2 separate regions of the Mus musculus genome follow, and region 1 is linked to region 2. Evidence: chromatin loops called from intact Hi-C (ENCODE). Cell type or tissue: left cerebral cortex. All regions are shown on one strand. Links, peaks and the distances in the headings refer to the core of each region. The heading gives the core; the rest is flanking DNA. Region 1 has its middle 28 kb from the start of Scn3b. Region 2 overlaps Gramd1b (GRAM domain containing 1B).

What was found. Hi-C counts contacts between places; a loop is a spot of excess contacts. Peaks named below come from ENCODE experiments on the same cell type or tissue, not always from the same donor. Only the 100,000 strongest peaks of a DNase experiment are listed, where the experiment ranks them.
Region 1: it touches region 2 in a loop (2.1-fold over the local background); 3 of 42 quality-filtered maps call a loop at or near these places.

What each region holds. Positions count from the first base shown.
Region 1 is chr9:40,237,340-40,245,213 of GRCm38, reverse strand. No RefSeq gene overlaps it. Among named protein-coding and RNA genes, the nearest start is that of Scn3b, 28 kb to the left of the region's middle. In left cerebral cortex, for the core only: no CTCF peak of the experiment used is centred there; DNase peaks (open chromatin) are centred at 2,854, 3,097 and 3,517; H3K4me3 peaks cover 843 bases; H3K27ac peaks cover 1,698 bases.
Region 2 is chr9:40,316,050-40,323,923 of GRCm38, reverse strand. Gramd1b (GRAM domain containing 1B) reads left to right here. Exons shown (of 20, transcript NM_172768.2): 5 at 6,331-6,415; 6 at 6,956-7,059. Among named protein-coding and RNA genes, the nearest start is that of 1700110K17Rik, 13 kb to the left of the region's middle. In left cerebral cortex, for the core only: CTCF peaks have their summits at 3,320 and 5,658; DNase peaks (open chromatin) are centred at 2,422, 2,670 and 5,944; H3K27ac peaks cover 2,447 bases.

The DNA of each region.
Region 1 (7,874 bases), core at 1,117-6,116, 78 kb after region 2:
ACTTCCCTGCCTCCTCTGTTTTCTCTTCCCTTTTTCCTTTCTTTCCATCCTCCTCTTTCTCCCTGCTCCATTGTGTCCCCCCCCCCCCCGCAGTCATGAGAATTAAACTCAAGGCTTCATATATGTTGAACATGCACTCTTGCTCAGCGACACTCTCAGCTCTGTCTTAATCAATGAATTCTTTGCTGAAGGAAATGTTTAGTGTATTCATTTTTGAGAATTCTGTATGTTAGTACTATGTTTACATCTTTCTCACTTGATCCTCTCCCTTCCAACTCCTCTCATGTCCCTTGTTAAACTCACGACTTCTTATTATTGTTAGAAGTTTGTGTGTGTGTGTGTGTGTGTGTCTGTGTGTTGTGTGTGTCCGTGTGTGTTTTAGGGTTAGCCATTTGAGGTTGGATAACCTATCAGGAGGCTTGTTCCTGGAGGAGGCTGATTCTCCTTTTTTAGCATCCATTAATTGCCTGTAGCTCTTCATAGAAATCAGGATAGGTGAGGCCCAGGCTGATCAGGGACTTTCTTTTTGAGGTATGGAGAAAGAACTTAGTTCCTTGCCTAAACCAGGCACATGTTTAGAAAGGCTTGGGGCCAGGGTCTTGGGGAAGCTTCTGTTCTCCAGATCCTGAGAACTCAACCCTACTTCCCAGCTTGAAGGGCTGTGGTTATCAGTCCCAAGGTCACTGAGCTCTTGGTCTGAGCTGCACTTGAGCTATCCTGTGCTGCCTTAGTGCAACCTTGCTTGATTAGGTCTCTGGGACTTCATGATTGCATGATAGCTATTTGCTTACTCTGTTTCATTCCTATATCTGAAAACTGTATATAAGTTTTTCCTAAATCAGTCCACAATCAAGAAAATGCCTCACAGGCCAATCTGGTGGGTATGTTTTTCTCAATTGAGGTTTTTCTCTTCTCAAATGACTTTAGCTTGTGTCAAGTTGACATAAAACCAAACAGCACATACTCTGCAGAATACCGATATCTACAAGGGTGATCTAAAATCTACCAGTGAAACCAACAAAAACAAAAGCCAAACAACAAAAACTAGTGTTGTCTTCCATCCTTGAATACTGTATTCTTCCTCAAACATCCAGGCTCTTCCTGAGACTTGTAACTATGCAGTAAGCTTTTGTAGGCAAGTTATTCAGGGTTTATGGGAAGGGTCTTATCCAGGTATAGAGAAGACAGCTGTGGACTGAAGAGAGAGAAAGGGGGAGGGGGGAGGATGGGAGGGAGAATGGAGGAAAACGAGAAAAAAGATGGAAGGGAGGAAGGAAACCAAGAGGGTACTGACCCTATGTAAAGATCCTAAGTCCTCCTTTGTAGCTATACTTGATCGCAAAAACATCAGATGTGGTTAGAGATGACAAAAACATTCACAGAAAAATGGAATTCCCCCAGGGTAAAAGCACCTTATATAATAAGATGACAGAAAATGATCCTCAGCGATAAGTGGAAAGGCTATGACCACAAATCAAGTGCAGCATTTTCCATGGTACTGGGAATTCGGAAGTAGGTGACATTGCAGCTCAGCATAAGATCTAGAGCTGAATTTCTAGCTTTTCCCTCTCATTGATACTGTTTGTATTCTTGGGCTAGTGACTACCATTTCCTGGGCTGATGTCTTCTGACAGCTTGTCACTGTTTTACACATGATTCTTTGATCCATCCGTTTCAAACATTCATTGAGTTAATAAATCAATCATCAGACACCTATGGAGCATGTGCAGTATGCCAGGCACTCTTCTTGGCTCTAATGGCAAAGCAGTGTGTATGACAATCTGCCCTCATTCGGGCGCGATGGTGCCCACCTATGGCCAACACTCAGAAGGCAGAGGGAGGAGAATTGCAAGTCTGAGGACAGCCTGGGCTACATGGCAAGACTTGACCTCATTCCTACCCTTGAAAAGCACAAGTAAATGATTAAAAACGATCATCTTCGTTACTAGGGATACACCCTAGTGAGGGTAGCATGTATGCTTTAAATCCTTCACAGTCCTAATGATGCAAACATTGCAGGGATTGTGTAAGTTATAAGAGACCTGTGTTCTAGTCTCAGTTGTAAATCTGAGTTATCATCTCTCTTTGTATTCAAAGATGCATTCAGCCCAGGAATATTGAAAAGACAATATATTCCAAATCAGATACTGAATCCTGAAGAGAAAAAAGTATCTCAAAAGTGAGCTGCCCCCCCCCCCCCACAAAGCTTTAATCTGCAGGATTTATTTATTTATTTATTTATTTATTTATTTATTTATTTATTTATGTGTTTCTCTGCCTGTCTGACTTTATGTATCTGTGTGTGAAATGTTCTTAGCTGGGTTCCTTTTTTTTTTTTTCGAGACAGGGTTTCCCTGTATAGCCCTGGCTGTCCTGGAACTCACTCTGTAGACCAGGCTGGCCTCGAACTCAGAAATCCGCCTGCCTCTGCCTCCCGAGTGCTGGGATTAAAGGTGTGCGCCACCACGCCCGACAGCTGGGTTCCTTTTAAGCCTGCAGTGTGCTGTCATTGGACAAGAAATGCACATGTTGGTCACATGAAGCCAGCTCAGACACAATACACGCAACTGGTGCCCTTAGCTATACCTGGCCTTCCAGGCCATGCCCAAGAAAGTATCAGTAAAGATCAGGATTTTGGGAGTCAAAAGAGCATTACTGTTGTGTATTTGGACATGAATCTGTTTGGGGGAACACTTCATAATTGTGGGTTACAGGGAATCTTGAAGGAGGGGAGGGAGGGGTAATGCTTTGTTTGGTCTGTGTACCACACCCCCATTCTCATCTTAGAGTGGATGGTCCGTTTTAGTTCCTGCTTGTTGTCACATTATAAGGGGGAGGTGCTTTTTCTCCTGAAAGAGTTTCCATGGCAACCTCATCCAGCAGGCAAAGAACAGCAGCTCTCTTAGCTTCAGCTCAAAGGTTGAGAGATAAAAATATACTCTCATTAATCCAGGATCCATGTATGGTTAGGACAGGAATTACCTGAAAGTGTCAAACCAGCTGGGGTGAAATTTGATATTTTCTTGCATTTCTTAAGACACACAACAGACCACCAAAGAAAGAGCTGGTGCTCTGCCTTCAGCCCAGCTCCTTGGGAAGCAAGGCTGCTTCCGTGAGGCTGGATTTGGCTGTTAGCGTTTCTCTCCGAAGATCTCTCCCCTGCACTTTCATATTGCAAAAGATCCTGTGACCTGGGCGCCAACATGGCTGGATAGGAAAGCACAGAGTACAAATGCTAGTTCAGGGTTGATTATTATACCCTCACAACTCGAAATCAACCGTTTAGCCACAAGCTTCACGACACCTCCGCGTTTCTTTTCTTTCTTTCTTTTTTTTAAGCTTTAAAACTCTACCTTCCCCGATGAACGCCCAAGTGAACAGTGAGGCTTAAATGAGGGCATAAATATGGAACATTTTTCCGGACGTGGGAAAGCTGTGCTAATGTACACGGCGAGGAAGACTATGATTAATGTGCTCGAGCCTGCTAAGGGAGGGTGTGTGGGAACAGGCAGTGCCGCTCTCCCTTCTGGGTGGGAGGGGAAGCCGTGCTCCCTCAGCAAAGGGACATTCGCTCTCAAACGGGCCACGCCCACAAGGTAGAGCTTCCATCCCCCACCCCCACTAGAAGTGCAGTCTCTGCCTTAAATCCAGAATAAATTCCCCCTTCATTCCACCCACCCACCCACACAGATGTGTTCCCTACTTCCCATGTGGCACCCTCAGATCTACCCCAGCCTGCCTGTCTGCTGCTGGCTTTGTGCTGGGCCTGTGCTCCCGCAAGGACATCACTCCGTTCCTTGAGCTGTGAGGCTCCCTTTCTTTCTCAGGCATTGTTAACTTTTCTCCAGCAGGCTCTAGTGCTGCGGTCTACTTCTCTCTGTTGCTGCAGCTGCTTCCCCCTTGGAGTGTGCATTTCTTGCTCCACCCAACCAATCTCAGCGCACTACAATGACCCTTGCCAGCGACTAACCCTCAGGAAGAAGTCTTTAACATCTTGGGAGATACCTTAGTTTTAACATTTTTATGTCAAGGTGGAGAGATGGTTCAGCGGGCAAAAGCTTACCAGGAAAGCCCGACCACTTGAGTTCAATGCAGGGAGCCCGGGACCGGGAAGGAGAAGATCAACTCTTGAAAGTTGTCCTCAGACTTCCACACACTCAGAGCACACGATCACACTCACAAGCACCATTCACACAACAACAGATTTTAAAAATCCCTCTTAATTTGGCCTTCAGTTTCCCTAACCTTTAAAAAACAATTGTCAGTTCTCCTGACTACAAATACTGAGTCTGTGCCGTCTTTACCGGACTCCCAGTGGGAACATCTTGGAGACTCAGAAGTCTGGCCTTGGTGCCCGTGTGAACTACACTATGAACCCCCCCCCCATTCACTTGTCTTCATTTCTTCTTTCAGTGTTGAGAAATAAACCTAAGTGTGTGTGTGTGTGTGTGTGTGCGCGCGCGCGCGCGCATGCATGTATGTGTGCACTTGCCCATGTATGCATGTGCAGAGGTTGAGCAATTCTGGGTTAAAATTTTGGAAATGAGTGGGTAGATGCTTATGGTATCTACAGGCTCACCCTCCCTTTTGTTGGGTATTTCAGCTAAGGTCATCCCCCGTTGGGTTCTGGGAACATTTTGCTTTCCTGGAATTTTGGAACTTTCTGGTGGTTACTCCCTGTTCCCCGCCCTCTATTGCTATGCACCTCTGTTCTATTTCCTGACCCTCAGTATATCGCCCCCGACTGCTGCCATACCTGATTCTGCTCTCCCTTTCCCCTCCCCCTCCTCCTTTCCTCCCAAGTCCCTCCCACCCTCTACCTCCCGGGAGTATTTTATTCCTCCTTCTAAGAAGGACTGAAGCATCCAAACTACAGGTATCCTTCTTCTTGAGCTTCATATATGGTCTGTGAGTTGTATCATGGGTTTTCTGAGCTTTTTCCCTAATATCCACTTATCAGTGAGTGACTGAGCCAGCTCAGTTGGTCAACAGGTTCTCCCAGGCAGGGGCAAAGGATTAAAAAGAAAAAGGACAATTAGACAACACTGTAGCATGACCCCAGCCAGTTCTGAGGCTGAAGCGGGTTTATTATTTTTCCAGTCTGCTTTTATACCATTTTTGTACACACAAAATAATAAGATCAGTTCTAGGTCAAGAAAAAAGCAAGGCAGTAAACAAAATCCTGTAAACAAAAGGAATGCCACATGTGCCTTGGCTGAGTCGGCTCTGAGATTTGCATTAATTCAAATGTAAATGTTCTTAGTCCGAGCCTTTTTCTTGAGTCCTAGCTCAAAGTCAGATTCCCTCCTTAAGCTCTCTTCCTTGTCCTGGCCAGAGGTCAATTTCCCTCCAAGTTTCTAGAAGTGGCCTCCAAAAGCTCTCCACAGTGAGTACATATCATGTGTGTTCTTTTGTGACTGGGTTACCTCACTCGGGATGATATTTTCTAGCTCCATCCATTTATTTGCCTTCGAATTTCATGAAGTCATTGTTTTTAAATTGCTGAGTAATTTACACTGTGTACCACATTTTCTGTATCCGTTCCTTTGCTGAAAAATATCTGGGTTGTTTCTAGCTTTTGGCTATTATAAATAAGGCTGCTATGAAAATAGTGGAGCATGTTTCCTTGTTTTTTTTTTTTAAAAGATTTATTTATTTATTTTATGTAAGTACACTGTAGCTGTCTTCAGACATTCCAGAAGAGGGAGTCAGATCTTGTTACAGATGGTTGTGAGCCACCACGTGGTTGCTGGGATTTGAACTTCGGACCTTGGGAAGAGCAGTCAGGTGCTCTTACCCACGGAGCCATCTCACCAGCCCATGTTTCCTTGTTATATGTTGGAGCATCTTCTGGGTATATGCTCATGAGTGGTATAGCTGGGTTCTCAGGTAGTACTATGTCCAGTTTTCTGAGGAACTGCCAAACCGATTTCCAGAGTTGTTGTACCAGCTCACAATTCCACCACCAGTGAAGGAGTGTTCCTCTTTCTCCACATCCTTGCCAGCATCTGCTGTTGCCTTAGTTTTTGATCTTAGCTGTTCTGAGTGATGTAAGGTGGAATCTCAGGGTTTTGATTTGCATTTCCCTGATGACTAAGGGTGCTTAAAAAATTTTTTTTTCTTTTTTGTTTTTTTGAGACAGTTTTTCTGTGTAGTCTTGGCTGTCCTGAAACTAACTCTGTAGACCAGGCTGGCCTCGGACTCTGAAGTCCACCGCTATCTGCCTTCCAAGTGCTGGGATTAAAGTCATGAACCACCACTGCCCAGCAAAATAAGCCTTTTTAAAAAAATTATTAAAAATTATTTATTTATCTTATGTATAAGAGTACACTGTAGCTGTCTTCAGACACACCAGAAGAGGGCATTGGATCCCATCTCTCCAGACCCCTGAACATTTCTTTAGGTGTTTCTCGGCCATTCAATATTCCTCAGTTGAGAAGTCTTTGTTTAGCTCTGTACCCCATTTTAAATAGGGTTATTTGGTTCTCTAGAGTCTAACTTCTTGAGTTCTTTGTATATATTGCATATTAGCCCTCTCTCGATGTAAGATTGGAAAGATCTTTTCCCAATGTCTCCTTTCTTGCTTCCTCTAATTGGGACTTCCCTTACTGTGTTAAATAAGAATTCTGAGAGTGGACATCCTTGCAAAGTTCCTGAAACTTAGGGGAGTCTCTAGCATATGATGTTAGCTATAGAAATATAGAAATATTAGTTTCCAGTTTTGATTTTGATTATTCTTCCTACTTTTGTATTAATGTGCATATGACTCATAAAATACAGTGGGAAGTGGTTTCTCCTCTTCCAGATGTCTGGCCTGCTGCTCTTTCTTGTCTGCCCTATTTGTCCTCACGGTGTTGTCACTACATCCCCCATTTTTATAGGGAATGTGGGAAAACTCACCTTCAAGTCACTACATGTAACTCAAAGTCCCCACAATGGTTCTTCCAAGTTACTGCCCATGTTCAAGATCAAACAGCTTCATCAGTGGAGACACAGAGCCTCTCGGTTCTCACAGGATAGAAACCCCCAGTAACTCTGCAACATCCTGGTCCCTGATCTCTACTGCTGCTTTGATAGTCAGAAACTCTGAGTGGACGTCCACAGAAAGTGACAGGTGCTTCTGATGTGTGGCCAGGATTGCAGATCAATAGTGTGGTGGTGTCTTAGTCCATTTGCAATGTAAGAGTAGGGCACTTTATGAAGAGCAGGCATCCATTTCTCACAGCACTGGAAGCTGGGAAGTACAAGGTCAAGGTGTTTTCTTGTTTGGTGAGAGCTGCTCCCTGTTTCCAAGACTGGACCTTGAGCTGCATCTTCCAGAGGAGAGTGGTGGTACTGTGCCTTTTGGGGAGATAGGTGAAGGCCAAGCAAATTAGATTTTATGCAAAGACCTCTTTTATTAGGGTATAAAGGGAGAAGCTTTTAACATAATCACCTCTTAAAGGCGCTGCTTCTTACTATCAAAACATAGGCAACACCTGAAGTTTGGAGATTCAAACTATTCTAACCAGAGCAGGGCGTGTCTGTGTGCTAGGGCAGCGGTGTTTGAACTCAGAATAATTAACTTCAAAGATTGATTTTTACATAGGCCTGCATGCACTCATGTGCTTTCTCATTGGTTGTGTATGCAAAACGTCTATGATTCAGGTAATGAAATTCTGGAGACTGTTGCAATTTGCCCCAAGTTTTATTTATTTTCCTAATCTGTTTATTTGTTTGTTTGTCTGTTTTAATCAAGAGTCACAACAGGCCTTAAAATCACCAGGGAAGCACACACTGGGAATCCTAATTTCAGCTACTCAGGACATCACTTCAGGTCTAGTTTGTCTCTCCTTGTTAGTGTGTGCTAAAAGGAGATCTTAGGGAGTGGACAT
Region 2 (7,874 bases), core at 1,337-6,336:
CCTGCTAGGAAAGCTGGCTTTAAGGAAGGCGAGAAGGATTGGTACCAATCCTGGGAATGACAGGGCAAGCCTACCTAGCATCAGCCAGAGGACAGTAGGACAAGGCTTTATAGGAGTTGCAGGTGTTGGGGCAGCCGCAACAACACACCAGTGCCTGGTATTTCCTCCAAGGACAGTCCTCTTCCTCTACACCCATCTGTCTCCCACCTATGATTTTTACCCATGACTTTGAAGAATCTTCCTGACTGCTATCCCATGGCAGTCAACTCTAAACTTCACTCTCCCCCCGCCCCCGTCCCCAATGCTCCCTCTTCAGCACCCTCTGCATTGCACCCATGCCTACCTCATGTTTAGTCACCTTTCTCCTGTCTCCTCGTCCCACCCATGCCTGGCTTCTGCCTACCGCATTTGGCTGGAGCACTGGGATTTTCTTTGTGGATCTTAACTTGTTTCTTGCTAGGTGAGGTCAGTGCTGAACCCCAAATCCTCTTCCGTCCTGACCAGGCTCTCTCACCCCCTCCTTTGTGCTAAACCTGGAGAAAGGGTACCAGTTGGTCCCAGCACCCAGTGTTTGCCATAGAGTTAATGTTTAACTAAGGGCAATTCCGGCTCCTGGGATCCTGGCCCTGCCCTGCCCTGCCCAGCCCTTGGTGAGAGGGTGGAGGAGACAAAGGCTAATGCAGACTGATACTCATTTCCTATGACATTATCTCTCGGAGTTGAGTGTAAACTGTCCCTGTCTCATCCAGATAGTAACCCACTCGACTGTCCTGTGTCTATGACTAGATATCAGTGTTCCCAGGGAATTTCTGTTAAGTACCTGGAGCCTCCTGGAACTATCTATAGCACCTGTATCTTGGGTGTGGTATGGACCTGAAAAGAGATACTGTGATCGCCCTGGAAATCGGAATTGTGGAATCCACCTGTCACAGAATTTGAGGACCACTGATGCATAATACACTGAACTTGATCTTTTGATAGAGTCAGGGCAGCAACTAGGCTCCAAGAAGCCAGCCTCAAGAAAGTAGGGGTCTGTACATGCATGTGTGTATGTCGCGTGTGCATGTGTGTGCTCTTGAGTGTCTGTCTGTCTCTGTCACCCTCTATTTCTGTCTATGCCAATAGGAAGATAAATAATACATTTATGTGGTGAAATTTTTACATAACATATGAAATACTAACTGCTAGAAAAGATTAAACTAAAGGATGGGTCATTCCTAGCGAAGAAGAAGGCAGCATCCAGTGGCGTGGGATCTACCATAGGATGGATGAAGGAAGGCAGGTGTCCTTCAAGATGGAAAGAGGAGAGTGTTAGAAGACCCCTTAATCAGGGATTCTTTGTCCTCTATTTACCCTAACAATGACTGTCATGTTCCTCTTAATTGGTGTGTCTGGCTCTGAGACCCAAGAATGTGTATTCTGCGTCATCACTGGGGTTATTTTTAAATATGCCAAAGTTTAAGCACAGGAAATTACCAAGGCTTATAAGACAAAAGACCATTACCCATGATGCACCAGCTCAAGACCTTCCTGATAGGGTAGGTTATCTGGGAGGGTTATAGGGTAGGCAAGGGAGCTGCTTCAATTATTTCGAAGATCTCGGAGTCTCTGCCTTCCTAGTTCCAATGCTGTCTATCCTTTCTCAACCTCTCTGTTTAGAGTAGTGGTTCCTAACCTTTCTAATGCTGCAACTGTAGAATTATTCTTGTTGCTACTTTATAAGTTGGCTACTGTTGTGATTTGTAATGTAAATATCTGATATGTAGGCCATCGCTATGTGACCCCTGTGAAAGGGTCACTTGACCCCCAAAGGGGTCTCAGCCTACAGGTTGAGAACCACAAGCATAGCACCCTTTCTCCTTAGCTGTCTTTTCAGTTGTCTCCTTCTTTTACTTAACTCTTTCCTTCTAACCAGGGTCCATAAGGTCTGCTCTGGCTATTTGGCCCTCAAGGTCTGAGTAGCTGTCTGCAAATGCTTGGCTTTGATCCTGTGTCTCCTTTGTATGGAAGGTGGGGCACAGTTCTTGGGGAACTCACATTGGGCAGACCTCAACTTCTCCAGGCTATCGTTCCAGCTTCTCTGTGACCAGCACATTGGAAACTCCCATGTTTGCTGTTGGTTGCATCAGAGAAGTTGCCGAATAGATGGGTTCCTTGGAGGAGAGCTGTCTCATAAGAAATCCCTAGTCTATTCAGTCTCAGATTTCATATTTCACCAGAGCTGTGATGCCCTTGGCACCTCCCCTTCCCCGCCTCCACTGAGAGCCCTGGCCAGCAACTTTCCATTGCAGGAAACATCTGCTGGTGAGGCCAGGCTAGGCCTGGGGTTACTGCAGGACATTGGCCAGGCCCATCACCCAGATCCTGTAACTTGAAGCATGTGTGGGGCTCTGGCCTTGCCCGCCCACCAGCCCTGCCTCCCTCCCTCAGGGCCCAGTGACTCTTAACAAAGAAGTCATTTGCTGGCCAGTTGAAAGCTGCACGGTCTGGAGGAAAAAGGGGTGTGTACAGGGCTGGGATGAGAGCAGACCCTGTGTTGCAGCTAAGTGGTGGCCCTTTTTTTTTTTTTTTTTTTTTTTTTTTTTTGCCTGGGTGAGAGATGTGAGTCACAGCGATGCTGGCCTGGCCCCGGGGAGAGAAAGCACAGTGACTGAACAGGCCAATCTGTGAGGCAGATCTGGACTAAGGATCTGGGCCACCATGGGCCTCTTTGGAGCTTCTGATCCACTTGTGAGTCACTCGGCGTGTGAGTAGCCAGTATGGACTAGGCCTCTGGAGCCAGCTGTGCCTCATCCTGCTCTGGAAAGTTCACCTGTTCACATGGGGCTGCGCTTCCGCAACTCACAGCCTGTGTTGTGTACCTGCCGTATCTATGTCGTCTGGCCTTACCCGGACTCTTGAGTGACTGCACCAACCAGGGAGTGTTGCCTGACCACACCCCCCCTCGGGGCTGCCCCCAGACTGAAGACAAGGGAAGCATGAAGCAGAGTCCAGCTCTTGGAGACTGGCCAGCCAGCCTTCTCTGAGAACCATGGTTCTTATATCTTTTCACTCGTGAGAGCTTGAACTGGGAGCACAGCTCTGAGAGAGGAAAGAATATCGGCCGGGGTTATATAGAAGGCAAGAGATTACCTTGTGTTCAGTCCAGGCGAGACTCACTGTTTTTACTCTGAGGGAACCTGAGAACCAGCATAAGGACCGAGGTCCCTTGCCTGGGACATTTGTTGGGGGTGATGGAATCTCTGACAGAATCTGGGGTCCTCTGGAGCCTCCTGCTGGAACTGGACAGCCAGTCTCTGCTGTGGTACTTGAAGAGGCTTGCTGATGCACCTGTTGGTGCCGAATGCTACTGCTGGCACGGATCTGAGAAAATCCCAGCCGTGAGTTTGTGACCCGAATTCTCTGTGTCCCTGTGACTGTTCTGTGCGCACTCTCATGCCCCTCATGGCCTGGCTGAGAGCGGCAGATTTGACAACCCTTGAGCCAGAACTCTTTGGCCATTTTATAGAGGTGAGCCTTGTCTCACCGTTGGAAGAGAGCGTTCTAAGAGTACACAGGAAGTGAGTATAGAGGATTATGTTCCCCAGCATCGGAGGGGGCATAGGATTGTAAGCCGAGTATGCCCATCCAATGTGTCTTTGTGCTTTTAGTACAGGGAGGCTGGCCAATCGTCTACATCAACAGACAATAGAATGAAAACAGGTACAAATGTGAGAGAGGAAGTGTGCCTTATTCCTCCCCACTGCTATAAAGGACCAATGCCTTTTCCTGCCTGCTTTTGGGAGAGATTGTACCTAGACTTCTGTGTCTCCACTTCTGTGGGTTCCAGAGCTCTCATTGGATATGATAGAAGCCTGGGGAAGGGGAAACTGTGGGTGGAATTTGGAACTTGGCATCAGGTACCTGGATGGCTAGTGCCCAGTTTACCCATGAGGAGGATTGGCGAGGGGTGGGGGGGGGCGTCTCATGCAGGAACTTTGTAAAGACTCCTCTAGAAATGTGAGAGGCTAGCTAGTGGGAGCCCTAAAGCAGGTGACTGTCCCCTCCCATGAGAATGCCACTTATTGGGAAGCCCTGTTGGTTTCTTTCTGGCAGTTGGCTAGGACCCTTGTTCCATTCCCACTAGGTTTCCACATCCCTCAGGCAAGTTGCTTAGCCTCTGCCTCATGTTCGGCAAGTGTGAAGTTGCATACTGACATCTACTCCGTGTGGCGTGTATGTGGTGGGCTTGTGCTTGCTCTTGGGTGGTTATTCATTCGACAGTAGCCTAGAAGGTGAGTTGGATATCGTGAGGAATATGAGTGAGGTTGTCAAGCAAGGGTTTCCTATGTGTGGATTCTGGTCTCAGAGGCTGGCTGACTGGGTGGGGAGCATTTGCATAGTGTTTAGTGATCCTTGGAGGACTATCAGGATAGTCTTTCCTAGCTGTAGAAATCATAGGATAGTTAAGATTCCAGATATCTTCCTCCCGTGGTCTGGAACTCTGGTTCAAGCACATATAGGAGATTTGGGAAGTTTGAAAATTATATGATAGCATGGTGTACTTTGGGAAAAGGTAACTGGGCCTCTCATATTACACATGTAAGCCAAGAATAAAAGCTTGAAATTCGAATTATAGACAGATTGATGAGAAGTTTCTTTTCCCAGCTCTTCTCTGGTTTCTCCCTCTTAGCTTGCACCTAAACTCACACAGTTTACTCTCCAACGTGCTTCACGGTCCCCTTCCTGTAGTCAGAGCGATAGGCAGTAGCTCAGGCTGGCAGCCTTTGGTTCGGATGTGAGCAGTCTCCAGACTCTGTTTCCACGTGGTTCATTTAGCTTCATAGAAAGTTGAAACGTGAACAAGTGAAGTGTCCGTCCATCACCAGCTGTATGTCTGTGAAATTCTCAGGGAAGTGGGTGAGAGGGTAAGAGGCCAGAAACCATATATGTCACTGCCAACAGGACAATCTGTTCCTCCAGCATGGGTCTCTGGCCAAGGGTCAAGAGCCGTGTGTGTGTGTGTGTGTGTGTGTGTGTGTGTGTGTGTGTGTGTAAGTAGGTCAGCACATGGCCTAGCAGAATACAGAGGTGCCTCTAACCTCATGTGTGGCTCTCCCTAGGTTGCACACATTTTATTTAGTCCTGGCTGTCCTAAAACTTGCTCTGTAGACCAGGCTGGTCTTGAACTCAGACTGGCTGGTTGTGCAGTCTTTGCATAATCCTTGAGAGTCATTCATCTATAGCCACCCTTCTTTTTTTTTAAACTTGCATTCATTTGTAAAGTGTTTTTTGAAAGATTCATTTTTATCTTGTGTGCCTTCATGTGTATCTATGTGAGGGTGCCAGATTCTCTGGAATTAGAGTTTTAGACGGTTGTGAACTGCCATGTGGGTGCTGGGAATTGAACTTGGATCCTCTGGAAGGGCCACCAGTGCTGTTAATTGTTGAGCCATTTCTCCAGTTCCCCATCCCTTAAAGAAAATACTTTTAAGACTGTATTCTCTGAAAGGTCAGAATCCCCCACTCTTGGACTGGCTGGTGGGGTTTCTAAGGAAGCTTGCTCAGCTAATCTGTGGGAACGAGCCTGCCTGCAAGGGATACACACATTTTTTTTTTTTAAGATCTGGTTCTCTATTTTGTACAAGTCCCTGGTCCTCTCCTGACTCCTAGCGTTTATGGAGAATATACTCTCATCTTGGGGTCTGCCACTTAGTAGCTGGGTGCCCTTGGGCATAGGGCTTTTCTCTTGCCTTGGTTTCCTTGTAGATGGCTTGGTACGATTAGGGACAGGAGTGTCATGCTTCTGTACCAGATGTGCTTTTAGCATCACAGCTTTTTTTTACCCCATTACTGGAACTTTTTCTTAGTGCCATGTTTTATGATTTTTTTAAAATCATGTCTTTAGCTCACGGTGTTAGTCATAACAGACTTCAAGAAGTACACAGCGTTCAGTCATCTTCCAAGTCCTGCCAAGACGAGAGCTAGCATGGCCCTCAGGTCCTTTCCACTGCCAAGGCAGAGCTGGCAGAAAGCAGGGCAGTGATAGCTGTCATCATGGGCCTGGACTCACTTGAAGGTTTCCTTCCTTGCTGTCTGTCCTTAGAGTATATGTGGACCCCAACTTCATAGATCTCATTGACCAACACTGAATGGTTTTTCAGGACCAGGTCCTTTGTGCTATTTGTCCACGCCCCTTTCTTCACTTGGCCTCCCAGAGACTATGGGAAGAGAGCTTATCTCGTCGTCTTTCCAACACACAAGCATCCGCCAGCCTCTACCCCAGCATCCGCTATCTCTAATCCTATAGTATGTGGGTCCATTGCCCTAATCTTGGCTGTTGTCCTGCAGGTGCTAAGCCCCACTTACAAGCAGAGAAATGAAGACTTCAGAAAGCTCTTTAAGCAACTTCCAGACACGGAGCGCCTCATTGTTGGTGAGCTAGTAACCTGGGAAGGGGCCAACCAGGAAGTCTGGGAGTTCCAGAGAACACTCAGGCTGCTTGCTTCTGACCAGAGGCTGAGAGCCAACACAAGCAAGCAGGTGGAGCTGGCCACATGGCGAATAAACATCTGTAACACAGACATCTTGAGTCCCAGATCAAGTGCCATGCCTGAGGTCCCCTTGAGGGCCTACCCAGGAGAGATACACTTAACTTCTGCACATGGCTGCTCCTTAGAACTGATGGCCGTCATGGTAGTAGAAGGTTGGAAATCAATGAAACAGCCACTGGCCTTTTTAAAAATCCTGCCAGTCGTTGGCTGTCATACTGATTCATTATCCTGCCACCAGGCTGTAGTGTCCTTCATCCCTTGTGTGTTCTGACCATAAGATGTCAGAGACTTCTGTGGCTGCATACCTAGTCAGCAGCAGATGGCTGGACTCCCCCCAGTACTGGAGGGAGGGGTGGTATGCTCACTGTACGCTGGTTGGCTGAAAATGTCTCCTGCCTCTGAACTTCCTGCTTCCTACACAGATTACTCTTGTGCACTCCAAAGAGACATTCTTCTTCAGGGCCGACTCTACCTCTCAGAAAATTGGATCTGCTTCTACAGCAACATCTTCCGCTGGGAAACCCTGGTACAGAGCTTGGACTTGGGTTGGTGGGGGATCGTGTGGGATGTAGGTGCTGCAGCTCAGTGGTGGTACTCTTACCTGGCATGCACAAGGCTTCTCTGTGCTTGGTCCCCAGAATTGGAAAAAAAAAAAAAAAAGAGGAGAAAGCCCCAGACTTGTTCCTCTGGGCAATCATCTTGGTCATGACTGTGCAAGCCGCCTTCATCTTCTTCATTTGCTGACTTTGTGTTTTTCCCAAGCCTTTATGTTATGTATACTGGTTTTTCCCCATAATAGACAGGGTTTCTCTGTATAGCCTTGGCTGTCCTTGAACTCACTCTATAGACCAGGCTGGCCTTGAACTCAGAGTTGTGCCTGCCTCTGAGCCATCACCTTCTGGCTACATTTTATGTTGTTAATACAAGCCCATGACTGAACACTTGATACCCAATTCTGAGCTCCAGTAGTGCTATCGCTTCTGCTATGTATATCTTTCCTATCTCTTGGGTGCGAGGGGCAGCAAACCAAACCAAACCAAACCAAAACAAAACAAACAAACAAACAAACAAAAAAACAAGAAAAACAAAAAACCAAAGCAAAACATTTTTCTTTGGCTAATGTAGATAGCTATCTGGTGTGAGTTACAACAGAGGGAGACATCACTAAGTAGGAAGGATATTGGCTGTAGAGCTCAGAAGAATTTTATTAACTATGATTTTAGATTGGTTTATTTTTGCCTTTGTTTCCTTATCTTTTAAAATAAGATGGAGAAAGACTACTTAGATGGCATCATAAGACCATCCAGCGCCAATATTCTGTGGTTTTATAAGCAGAATAAT